Linked DNA regions of Homo sapiens: region 2 is linked to region 1. Evidence: chromatin loops called from intact Hi-C (ENCODE). Cell type or tissue: Caco-2. All regions are shown on one strand. Each heading gives the region's core, and the rest is flanking DNA. Links, peaks and the distances in the headings are about the cores only. Region 1 has its middle 64 kb from the start of LINC00520. Region 2 overlaps LOC105370513 (a long non-coding RNA gene).

Region 1 (5,385 bases), core at 213-5,212:
CTCACTGTACTGACCAGGCCTATTGCTTGGTGCTGGGATGTAGAACTGAACCAGACAAATGTCTCTGCCTTGTGATGCCCTATGTGTTCTCAGTGGGGAGTGATGACTGGGGGGAAGTCAGAAGGAAAGGCTTCACAGAGGAGGAAACATATGGGCTGGCTCTTTAAGGATGAAGAACATTTTAGGCAGAGAAGGGAAAGAAGGCAAGTACAGACTTACAAAGAATTTTAGTTCTTGGCTTAGGGCAGCATTTCCCAAAGTGTGTTCCATAGAACACTAGTCCCCAGAGTGGCTCCTCGAAGGGATGGTTCTGCAGTAAGTCACCATCTAGGGGTCATGATGATGATTAGCTCATTAAAATGTTGACAAGACTTACAGTAAAATGCTATTAACTTTTTAACTCAATGTTTATTATATTTTTTGTCACAAAAACCTTCTTTGATGGAATATCTATTAGTATAGAATACACTCTGCAAAACATAAACCCAAGGTGATCAACCGCTTCATTCTACAGCTGGCAAAATGGGGCACAGGCAGGCTAAGGGTCACACCATTGGATTATAAGCTGAAAGAAGTCAGGGACCATGTTTCTCTCCAGCAACTTTTTTTTTTTTATTATTAAGGAATTAACCTAGTACATGGCACTAGACTGTTAGGGATGAAGAATTGATGAATTAATGAAAAACTAATCTAGAAGAGAACTCAGATATCTCAACTTTCGGGCCTATGTTTTTATTAATATATACCTTTCAGCCAATGGGAAGACATTCTCCCCACAAGGGTTATGTACAGCCTTTTCCCTTTGAGGTAGTGTTGCCTGATAAAATTTAGGGTGCACGCAATATTTGGACATATTTATACCCCAAAATTATTCATTATCTATCTGCTGTTCAAATTTAACTGGCATTCCATATTTTTATTTGCAACATTTGGCAACCCTACTCTTGGGGAAACAGTATGGAAATCTTTCTACCTGCTAATGTTACTTGTTAATCACCTTAAAAAGCCATTTATAAACAGACTTGTATTTTGCTTTCCAGTATATCACAGGGTCAATCCTTTTAAGTGGGTCTAAGAAGATAAACTGATTATGTTCACCTTAGTTTCTTTCAAGTTCCTGCTGAGAGAAAAAGCTTTTGTGTAAACAGGGAAGTGACAAAGCATTTGTTTCATCAGCCTGCACCCTAGCACATGTGAGAGGGTGCCAGTAAATTCTTCCAGCCTGGGCAGCCCTTTATAATCCACAGGAGAAGCACAGACTGAGATAGTAAGAGATATGTGAAGGAACAGGGAAGACAATTTCCTAAGTAATGAGGCTGTTTAGACCTTGCAGAGGAAGGACACTGCTATTATACACCCTAAGCCAGGTCTGTGTTTCCAAAAGGTGATACTCTTAGCCACAATTTTTTGAGTTTGGACCAGATGATTCCTTCATTTTGTGCAGTGCAGACCTGGATATAGATAATAAATTGTAATGCCCTTAAAAGCTTTCTTGTTCCCCATCCATCTTTGTCCTGCCTCACAAAGATGTACTGAGACCTCTCACAAACCATCCATTGTGACTTTGCCAGGGGATCCTGATCTTAAGACAATTAAACAATTAAAAAAGATCAGTTAAAAAAAAATCCTTCTTCTCTGCTCCTTATGCTGTTGGCTGCTTAAGCTGTTTGCTTTCATCCTCAGCTCTTGTGTGAATTATACATGTTTTTGTAAACTCAAACTTAAAACCCAGTATGTCTTTAGATAGCTTTTTGCACTGCACCCTTTAATGTGGGTTATTTTTCACATGCACTGGGGTGATTTTGCTTGTGCATAGAAGGGCGGTGGCTTGCTTCAAGTATCGGTTAATTGCACTTACATTCATTGGTTTGTTCCTGTTACAAACAGAAAAGAAAAAAGAAAAAAAACAAAACCCAACCAAACCAACCAAAGAAACACAAAACATTATGTACCAGGAACTGTGTGTAAGGCCCAGGTGAAACAGAGATACATAAAGCACAGTCCTTAAGGAATGGAAACGTTAAACAAATACTTACAATTCAATGTGATAAGTCAGTAGAGGTGACATTAGTACAGAGGTGCTGCACAGAGGGGCAGAAGGAATAACTCCACCTGTGGGAGACGGAGGGGGAATAAAGAGCTGCACAGGGATTTATGAGCTGAATCCTGAGGCATAAATAGGCATTTTCTCACTGCACAGATTGCAGATGGGAACTCATGCAAAGGCAAGGAAATATGAAGCTGTGTAATTTGTGTTCAGTGAGAGACTTCCACAGGTTAAAGATGGCCCACTGGGACCCAGAAAGAAAACAGCATAACTCCTTTTCTGTATTTATTTTTATGTAAAAAATCTTTACTAATATTTAGTATATGATTTACAGTTGGGCATATGTAATTTATCAGTTAAGTATAGCTGTGTGGTGAGTTGCATGCTCAAAAATGCTTTACCAAAAGGGGGCGCCCATGATCAAACTAATTTGGCTACTACTGCTGGAGTGGCAGAATTGGGGGTCCAATTCAGGCCGGCAACAGTGCCAAAGGAGTCCAGATAATTATGTTTCTTGTAGTCCAGGGTATCTCAAAGTATGGTCCACATATATGTACCTACAATGCTTGCTAAAGAAAAGTGAATTCCCAGGCCTATCCCACATCAATAAAATCAGTATTTCTCAGGAAGAGGGTCTGGGAATTTGTGTGTTTGACAAATTCACCAGGTGATGCTTATGGTCTTAGTCTGCTCAGGCTGCCATAACAAAGTACCACAGACTGGGTGGCATAAACAACAGACATCTATTTTTTCAGTTCTGGAAGCTGAAAGTCCAAGATCAAGGTTCCTGCAAGGCTCAGTTCCTGGTGGGGGCTCTCCTCTGGCTGGCAGATGGCCACCTTCTCGCTGTGTCCTCATATATTGGGGAGAGAAGCTCTACCCAGACTGGAGTTCAGTGGTGCAATCTCAGCTCACTGCAACCTCTGCTTCCCAGGTTCAGGCGATTCTCATGCCTCAGCCTCTGGAGTAGTTGGGATTACAGGCACATGCCACCACGCTTGGCTAATTTTTGTATTTTTTGTGGAGACAGAGTTTCACCATGTTGGCCAGGCTGGTTTCAAACTCCTGACCTCAAGTGATCTGCCTTCCTTGACCTCCCAAAGAGTTGGGATTATAGACCTGAGCCACGGCTCCTGGCCTCTTCCTCTTCTTATAAGGACACAAGTTCTATTGGATCAGGGCCCCACCCTTATGATTCATTTAACTTTAATCCCCTCCTTAAAGGCCTTATCTCCGAAACAATCACATGGGGGAATTTAGAGCATCAATATGTGAATTTGAGGGGGGCAGGGCAGGACACAATTCAGTCCATAGCACTTATGTTCACTGAAGTTTGAGGACCACTGCTCTAGTCTAACCAACAAAGAAACAGTAAAACCCGTGATAGCTTCTGATGGTAAGCTCCTTTGTTTCTGAGTCTGCACCGAGAGGATGAGCTAGAGAAACATGGGATTTCCAGCTCCCTGCCTTGCCTTTCAGACCAGCATTGTCCACTAGAAACATAATGGTAGCCACAAATGTGAGCCACATGTGTAATTTAAAGTTTTCTATCAGCCACAATGGAAAAATGTTTAATGAGACTGTGACATCAGTAAGAAACAGGTGAAATTACTTTTTAATAAGTAGTTAATCTATTATATCCAAAATATTATCATTTCAACATAAAATCAACATAAAAGATTATGAGTAAGATATTTTACATTTTTTGTATGAAATCTTTGAAATTCTGTGTCATATTTTATACTTCTATTTTAGCACAGCTTAATGTAAACTAGCGAGATCTCAAACACTTAGTGGCCACATGTGGCTACTGGCTACTGTGTTGGACAGGCAGTGCTAGACTATCCCAAGCTAGACTATTCTGCTTTGAAGAAGCAAAACAGACCAGGTGTGTTGTGTAACATGCTGTATAAGTACCGTTGTTTCTAAGAAAGGCTTTATGATTATGATTAGTCCTGAAACGTTTTTGTTAACATGACTCTCCTCTAACCAGAAGTTTAAGATGTCAAGTTTAAGCAGAGAACAGAAGCTGACGGCTCATCCTAGCAGCTGAAGAAATTGTCACCGTTCAATGTTCTCTTTACCATTTACATAAGAAATCACAAGCTGCCAGCCAGGGCTGGCTGATGCCTGAGCCATGCTGACTTGATGATGGTTTTCCCTTAAATTAAAACTGAGCTGCATTTGATTTATCACCCAGAGCTGTCACTTCTCACCTCCAGTGAACCTTTCCTAAAACCACAATAAATGTCACTTCAAAGGTTCAGAACTGGATTTCAATGGTGAAGAGCATATTCATCCTAAAACAGGCTCCTTGAAACAAAACAGGGTTTGCCATCAGTGTTGGGAATGGGGAGAGGATATGGAGACACTCCCCTGAATTTTGTATAATGAAGAAAGCATTTGGCTGATCATGAACTTTACCCATATCCACAAGATCAAGTTTGGGATCCCCAGGGGCAAAGGGTGTGTTATTGGTGCTGAGCTCCGTCTTGGGAGCCACTAGAGCCCAAGAGCTTCTAGTTACTTTTGAGACAAGAAATTCTTGTTTAGTTGGAGGAACTTGGGGGCATTTGGTTAGAGAAGAGAAAGTTTGGTGAAGAGGGCATGACACATCACCCTCATGTATTTGAGAGCTTCTTGGAAGAAGAATTAGACCCATTCTACATAGTCAACAGGGCAGAATTAGAACATATCTTTAGTTCAAGATAAATAAGACATTTTTAATGAGATTGTGACATCAGTAATAAGACACAGACATCAGATTGTGCTTCCGTATGGAAATATTTGTTGAGTACCTACTTTGGGTCAAGCACTGTTATTTATATTATTTTAATGAAATTTCATAACATTTCTGTAAGGTAGGCATTATTAGCTCTTTTTCATAGATGATGAAATTGAGGCTCAAGGATGTTAAGCACCTCCCAGAATAGGTGCTTTGAGTTGGAGGGAGGTCTCCCAGTCACTGAGCCTGTTGAAGCAGAGGGTGCAACACCATCTGTATGAGCTGGGAGGTGTCAGCCATCTTGATAAGCTAATAACTGCTACTCTTTACTTGTGCTTGTTTTGTGATAAAAGATATTACAAATTTTGATTTATGTATTAAAGTGACATGGCCAAAGAGATATTACATAGACTAGTTTTCAAACTATTAAGAAGAGAAATTCTTTTTCCTTCCTGCAGATGGAAGCTTCAGCAGCAGGAGCCAGGCCCCACACTCTCCTGCTCCCAGTTGGTCTGTGGTGGGATATGGTGAGGCTCAGCTGTTTGCTGGTCACTTCCCCTGGTGACCAGTTAGTATCCCAGAGGAATCACAGATAATAGAGTGATGTGAAATG
Region 2 (5,385 bases), core at 321-5,320, 370 kb after region 1:
TGACACCTCTGCCTATTTCTAACACTCCTAGAATAACTTTGAAGTCCAAAGGGCATTTGATTGATTGATTGATTGAGAGACAGGGTCTCACTCTGTCACCCAGGCTGGAGTGCAGTGGCACAATCTTGGCTCACTGCAGCCTCAGCAGCCTGGGCTCAAGCAGATCCTGATCTTCCCACCTCAGCTTCCTGAGTAGCTGGGGTTACAGGCATGTACCACCATGACCGGCTAATTTTTATTATTTTTTTGTAGAGATGGGGTTTCACCATATTGCTCAGGCTGGTCTTGAACTCCTAGCCTCAAGTGATCTGTCTGCCTTGGCCTCCCAAAATGCTGGGATTACAGGAGTGAATCACTGTGCCTGGCCCCAGAGGTCATTTTAGAAAGCGGGGCCTGGACTCTAAAGCTCTTGCCTGTTCTAAGATCTATGCTATACATTCATTTATTCTAAAGAATAGCTAATGGGTAGTGAACATTCTAAGCACTGTTCTAGGTGCTGAGGAGGCATTATTTCTTTAATTCTCACAAGAATCTTGCAAGTTAGGGAGATCATTGCCTCCTCTGTTCAGGTTAAGAAATGATGATCAGAGAATTTAGGCAATTTGCCCAAAGGCATATTGCTGGTACGTAGAGAATCCAAGAATTAAATAAATCCAGGTGTCTAACTGCAAAGCCCGTGCTGTAGAACGCCTGGAGGGTGACAGGGGTAAGCTGTTTGCACAGGAGAGAGAAGTGGAGAGGGAACCTGGTAAAAAGAAGTCTTTTTCTAAGAAAGAAGGGCTCAAAAACCTAAAAACTGAGACCAGGGAATTTTCAGACCATGTGACAGGGACAATCTGTCACTGCTTAGCACCGTTGCTCCCGTGTCCTCTAAAACACTGATCAGACAGAATAGATCTGCCCGTGAGAAGGTAGTGAAAGCTGACATATGGAAATGTTTCAGGTCAGCTTTTACTAGAACTTCTGGTTTGAAATCAGGATCGCTTAAAACACACACACACACACACACACACACACACACACACACACACGACAGATGGTTGTTTTCAGGAAATCTTCCCTTATGAAATGGAATTCCGTGTTCTTAATTAACACAGAGCAAACCCTGTTTTGGGTGTCTTGCATACCTAGCCACAATTTTTCCCTTTTTATAAACATAAGATGGGTCTCTCCACAGTGATACTGTGATGAGAGTGGCCGAGCTTACTAAGAGGGATTTGAATACATATAGAAATACAAATCAGTAGAGACCCTTTTACCACTTTAATAAACTGCTATGAATAATTCTGAATCTGAGACCACTAGCTATTTAACATGCCCAGCGATAATGGAATATGGCTCTCTGAACACTTCTAAATGATTTCTATTTCAGAGTTGGGAAACACCAGAGAGACTTTTGTTGCTCCAGTTACAAAAAAAAAAAATTTCTTCTTGGGAACTCCAATTCTAGAAAAGTAATGGATAACTGTATACATGTTGGAAGAGGAGAACCATGCAAGCCTTTTTGACACGTAATATATAAACACCAGTTCTGGGCCCTGCCCATCAACTCATATAAGAAAAATATAATTTAAAATGCCTACTTTTCAAGTTATTCCCATGAATAATTATGAAGGGGGCCATATTTCTTGTTCATCAAAAAATAATTTTTTTTCACATGTTAACTCCAGGAAAGTTCAAATAATGTACCTTTCTGCTTGAAAGAAAGTGTTCCAGATACTACTGCCAACAACAAACTCTCCCAAGATATAGCAGCTTAAAACAACCACCATTTTAATAAGCTCATAGATTCTGTGGGTCAGGAATTTGGATAGGGCACAAAAAGGATGTGTTCATTCTGCTCTGGGACATCTGAGTTCTCAGATGGAAAGGCTTAAAAGCTGAGAGTGACTCAGCGGCTGGGGGCTGGAATCCTCATACCTGGAGGCTGCTTCACTCTCATACCTGGGATAAAAAGGTGGCTTGTAGAGTAGGGCTGCTGACCAGAGCACCTCCATGTGGCCTCCCCATGTGGCTCAGCCTCCTCACAAGCATGGTGGCCTCAGGGCTCCAAATGCATGTGTTCTGGTAGACCAGATAGAAGCTGAATGTTGTGTTGTAACTCATAGAGTTACTTCCACCATGCTGTATTGAACAAAGGTGTGAAAAGCCCACGCAGATTCAAGGTGAGGGGACACCACCTGTTGATGGAGAAGCGGCAGGTCACACTGTAAAAGATAAACGTGAGATGGGAGTTATTGCTTCAGGTGACACATATATATTTTACCCAGGATGCAGGTAACAACAATGGTAATAATGATAGTAACTAAATCTTACAGTGCTCACTATGTGCTGGACACTGTTCCACACCATTCACCTATATTCATTCAATTCAGCCTCGGTGGAAACTGGGATACAAACAGGCTAAGTAACTAGCCCAGTTATACAGCTAGAGAGCAGTGAAACCAGGCTTCAAGCTCAGGCAATTCAGTTCCATTTGCTGTATGCTTTAACTCCTCCATAGTGCCTCTCCAGTCCAATGAAGATACCTTAAGTATAAGGAAACACAAACTATAAAGTGACATTTACTTCTAGGCTATACTAGGGAAAGGGGACAGATCTTTATTGATTATCCACCACATGTCAGGTATTATGCATCACACATTACCTTTCTTAATTCTCCCCGTAACCCTGTGAGGTAGGTATTATTACTGTCATTTTACAGAAGACAGACTTGAGGCTCAGAGATGTTAAGTAACTTGAGCAAAGAACAGAGCTGTCAAATGTTGGCCCTGAGATCTAAAGTCAGATCCATCTGACTTCAATCTACCTGCTCTTTCCCCTTTCCATAGCTACAGTCTGCCTCCTCTTGAGGGTTTTTGTGTCAGGGTCCACTTGAATCCTAGCTCACATTAATTCACTATGGAATCTTTCGAGTCTTGATAACATGGCATTTTAGGAATGTGGCTGGATGATTCGGAGCAGCTGAAATCCCTTGTTTGATTATGGAGCTTTGGGGACTAATAGTGCAACATTTGTGTTTGTCTTCGTAAATTCCTGCTGGGCGTGAACTGTGACTTTTATCTTAGGTAATAAGCCTGAATTCTGGAAGGACTGTCTTTTTTCTCTTTCTAAGACTATGACTTACTGAATACCTGACATTTCCAAGAATGTATCCTTTGCCCTATCAGACCATTAAGTAAGCAGTAACTGCTCTGAAAAGGTCTGTGCTTTGCTTTGTCTTCAGCTATAATTTGATAGACACTCAACCATAACATTATGATTATGAAGCACTTAGGCAGGACTGTGCATCTGCAAGATGCTGTCTAAATATTTTCTGATCTCGTGCTTCTTCCTGTAAGTCTCTAATCCCAGCTGTGCTGGGTCCTTAACTGATTCTGAGAAAGTTCCTTGATCTATCATGGAAGAAAGAGACAATTTGATTTGGGAATCCAGGGATATTTGTACACTCTTTTTATTCCGTTAATGTGACTGACAGCTTCAGCTCTTGCGCCAGAGAGCTCTCTTTCAACTTGCTTCCTGGGCTGACAACTGATGTTTTAACTTGCTCATGACCTGTGGACTCAGAGGGTTATACTGCTTGTCCTTTTCTTCAACGACAAAAATGGCACCAAATCTATCATTGCTTCAAGTCTGACACTGTGCTTTCCAAGGCTAAGATTCAGTGGACTTCCCTAGACTTTGTCCAGAGAGAAAGTTGAGGGTTTTCAGTTATTTTTACTCTTAGGAAGCTATAATGACATTATTTGGAATCACATCTGTTCCTAATGGGATAGAATTTAATGACGGGAGATCAGGTAGAGTCACAAAGGTTTTAGATAGGTACAGAATTCACCAATGCAATATTCAGGCATCAATACACATAGGAAGCTAGTGAGTGAATGATATCTCTTATCAGGATTCAAAAGCCGTTTGGATGTGTTTATCTTAGTTCACTTTCTAACACAAAAACTCCTTGACAAGGTGCCAAGCCCTTTTCATCTTAGTGTAGGCTCACTGCCTAGCACATGGTAAGATTTTAGTAAATCTTTGTCGACTTGTTCAGAATTGTCTCAGAAACTTGCTTACAGGAATTTGTTTAAACTTGGAATCCATGTCAGAGAAATTTAAGGAAGAAAGGGCTGAATTTTTTATGTGTGGCTCAAACCCTTCAACTCTCCGGCCCAGTGCTTTCCTTTTGAAATCATCCTTAGCATTCAGTGGGCTGGAGTGTATTACCTAGTAGCTGTGATTTACTCATTGTCCTACTGGGAACCTTACTTAGAACTTACCTAATCTCCTTGAGGGCTGCAGAACTGCTCACGCAGTGCCTAGCACATGCAGTGGACGCTTACTATAATTTGCTGAGTGACTGCAGTTACTGAACCATCCATCTTACGAGGAAAAGCTTTTCTATTAAGTTCCATCTTGGTCACAGAAGTTACTCATCAAATCCCATTCTGGATGAAACTGCTGTTCTTTGCAAATACTTAAGATATGCATGCTTTGGTGCTTGCCTTCAATTTCCTTCAGAGAGCACCAGAGTGGGTGGAGGCCATTCCTTTCTATTTTTTGAGGCATTACTAAATGCAGTATTCATCCAGATTAAAAATATGCACATAAAAACAGAATTATCTTAATCTCATTATAAGAAAAACAAACACACAAGCTAGTTGAAGTAAAGATAAATGTATTGTAACTGTCAAAAAATCCTATGAATCTAATGATACAGCTGGGGACAGGTGGGAACTTAAATTTCTTCAGGCGGATAATTCCTCTTGGTCTTTCTCAGTTTATTGTCTTCACTTCTCTCTGCAGGTCAGCTCCATCTTCCCTATGGAAACAAACTTCTATAGGTCTTTTAGGATCTGCTTCCCTGTAGCTTCAGCTGCATTTAACTTTGGGATGCTATAAAGCCAATCCTAATATTAATTCTATTCGACCTTATGGCTCTTAAGCCTAAAATGTCAATTTACCCAATCTCTATGTTTCAATTTCTGAAATTTCTGAAAGAGGATTTGAATGGTCCTGACTGGATCATTTGCCCACTCTTGGTCCATTTACCAAGGGCATGAGTCATATTCCTTCAGAGTCCTTAGCAGGAAAAGTTCTCTAAGAAGAGAGTTTGGACAAGGGAAGATGATGGACATATCTAGAACAAGAATCTTCCAAAATTATCAAGGAAATCTGACTTTGGAGGGAGATATTTCTGATTAGATTACTTGTCATGAGAATATTGAAAATAAAAATGATAAAAATTAGCCTCACAGACTTTGTACCTAATACTTTACTTTTTATTGCTAAAATACATCTTTATCTCCAAATCTGCTATTTCCTTTCCAAAAATTATCTTTAGAGGATAATTTTGTAAACGTTGACCTTGTAGGTTCTATGTGAGAAGCCAAA

The links. A loop is a pair of places that touch in the nucleus more often than their neighbours do. Peaks named below come from ENCODE experiments on the same cell type or tissue, not always from the same donor. Only the 100,000 strongest peaks of a DNase experiment are listed, where the experiment ranks them.
Region 2: it touches region 1 in a loop (2.9-fold over the local background); 2 of 110 quality-filtered maps call a loop at or near these places.

The regions. Positions count from the first base shown.
Region 1 is chr14:55,729,630-55,735,014 of GRCh38, forward strand. No RefSeq gene overlaps it. Among named protein-coding and RNA genes, the nearest start is that of LINC00520, 64 kb to the right of the region's middle. In Caco-2, for the core only: a CTCF peak has its summit at 2,461 (motif pointing right); no DNase peak of the experiment used is centred there.
Region 2 is chr14:56,096,304-56,101,688 of GRCh38, forward strand. LOC105370513 (a long non-coding RNA gene) reads right to left here. Exons shown (of 3, transcript XR_943901.3): 2 at 2,317-2,528; 3 at 1,750-2,207. Among named protein-coding and RNA genes, the nearest start is that of PELI2, 19 kb to the right of the region's middle. In Caco-2, for the core only: no CTCF peak of the experiment used is centred there; DNase peaks (open chromatin) are centred at 1,965 and 2,958.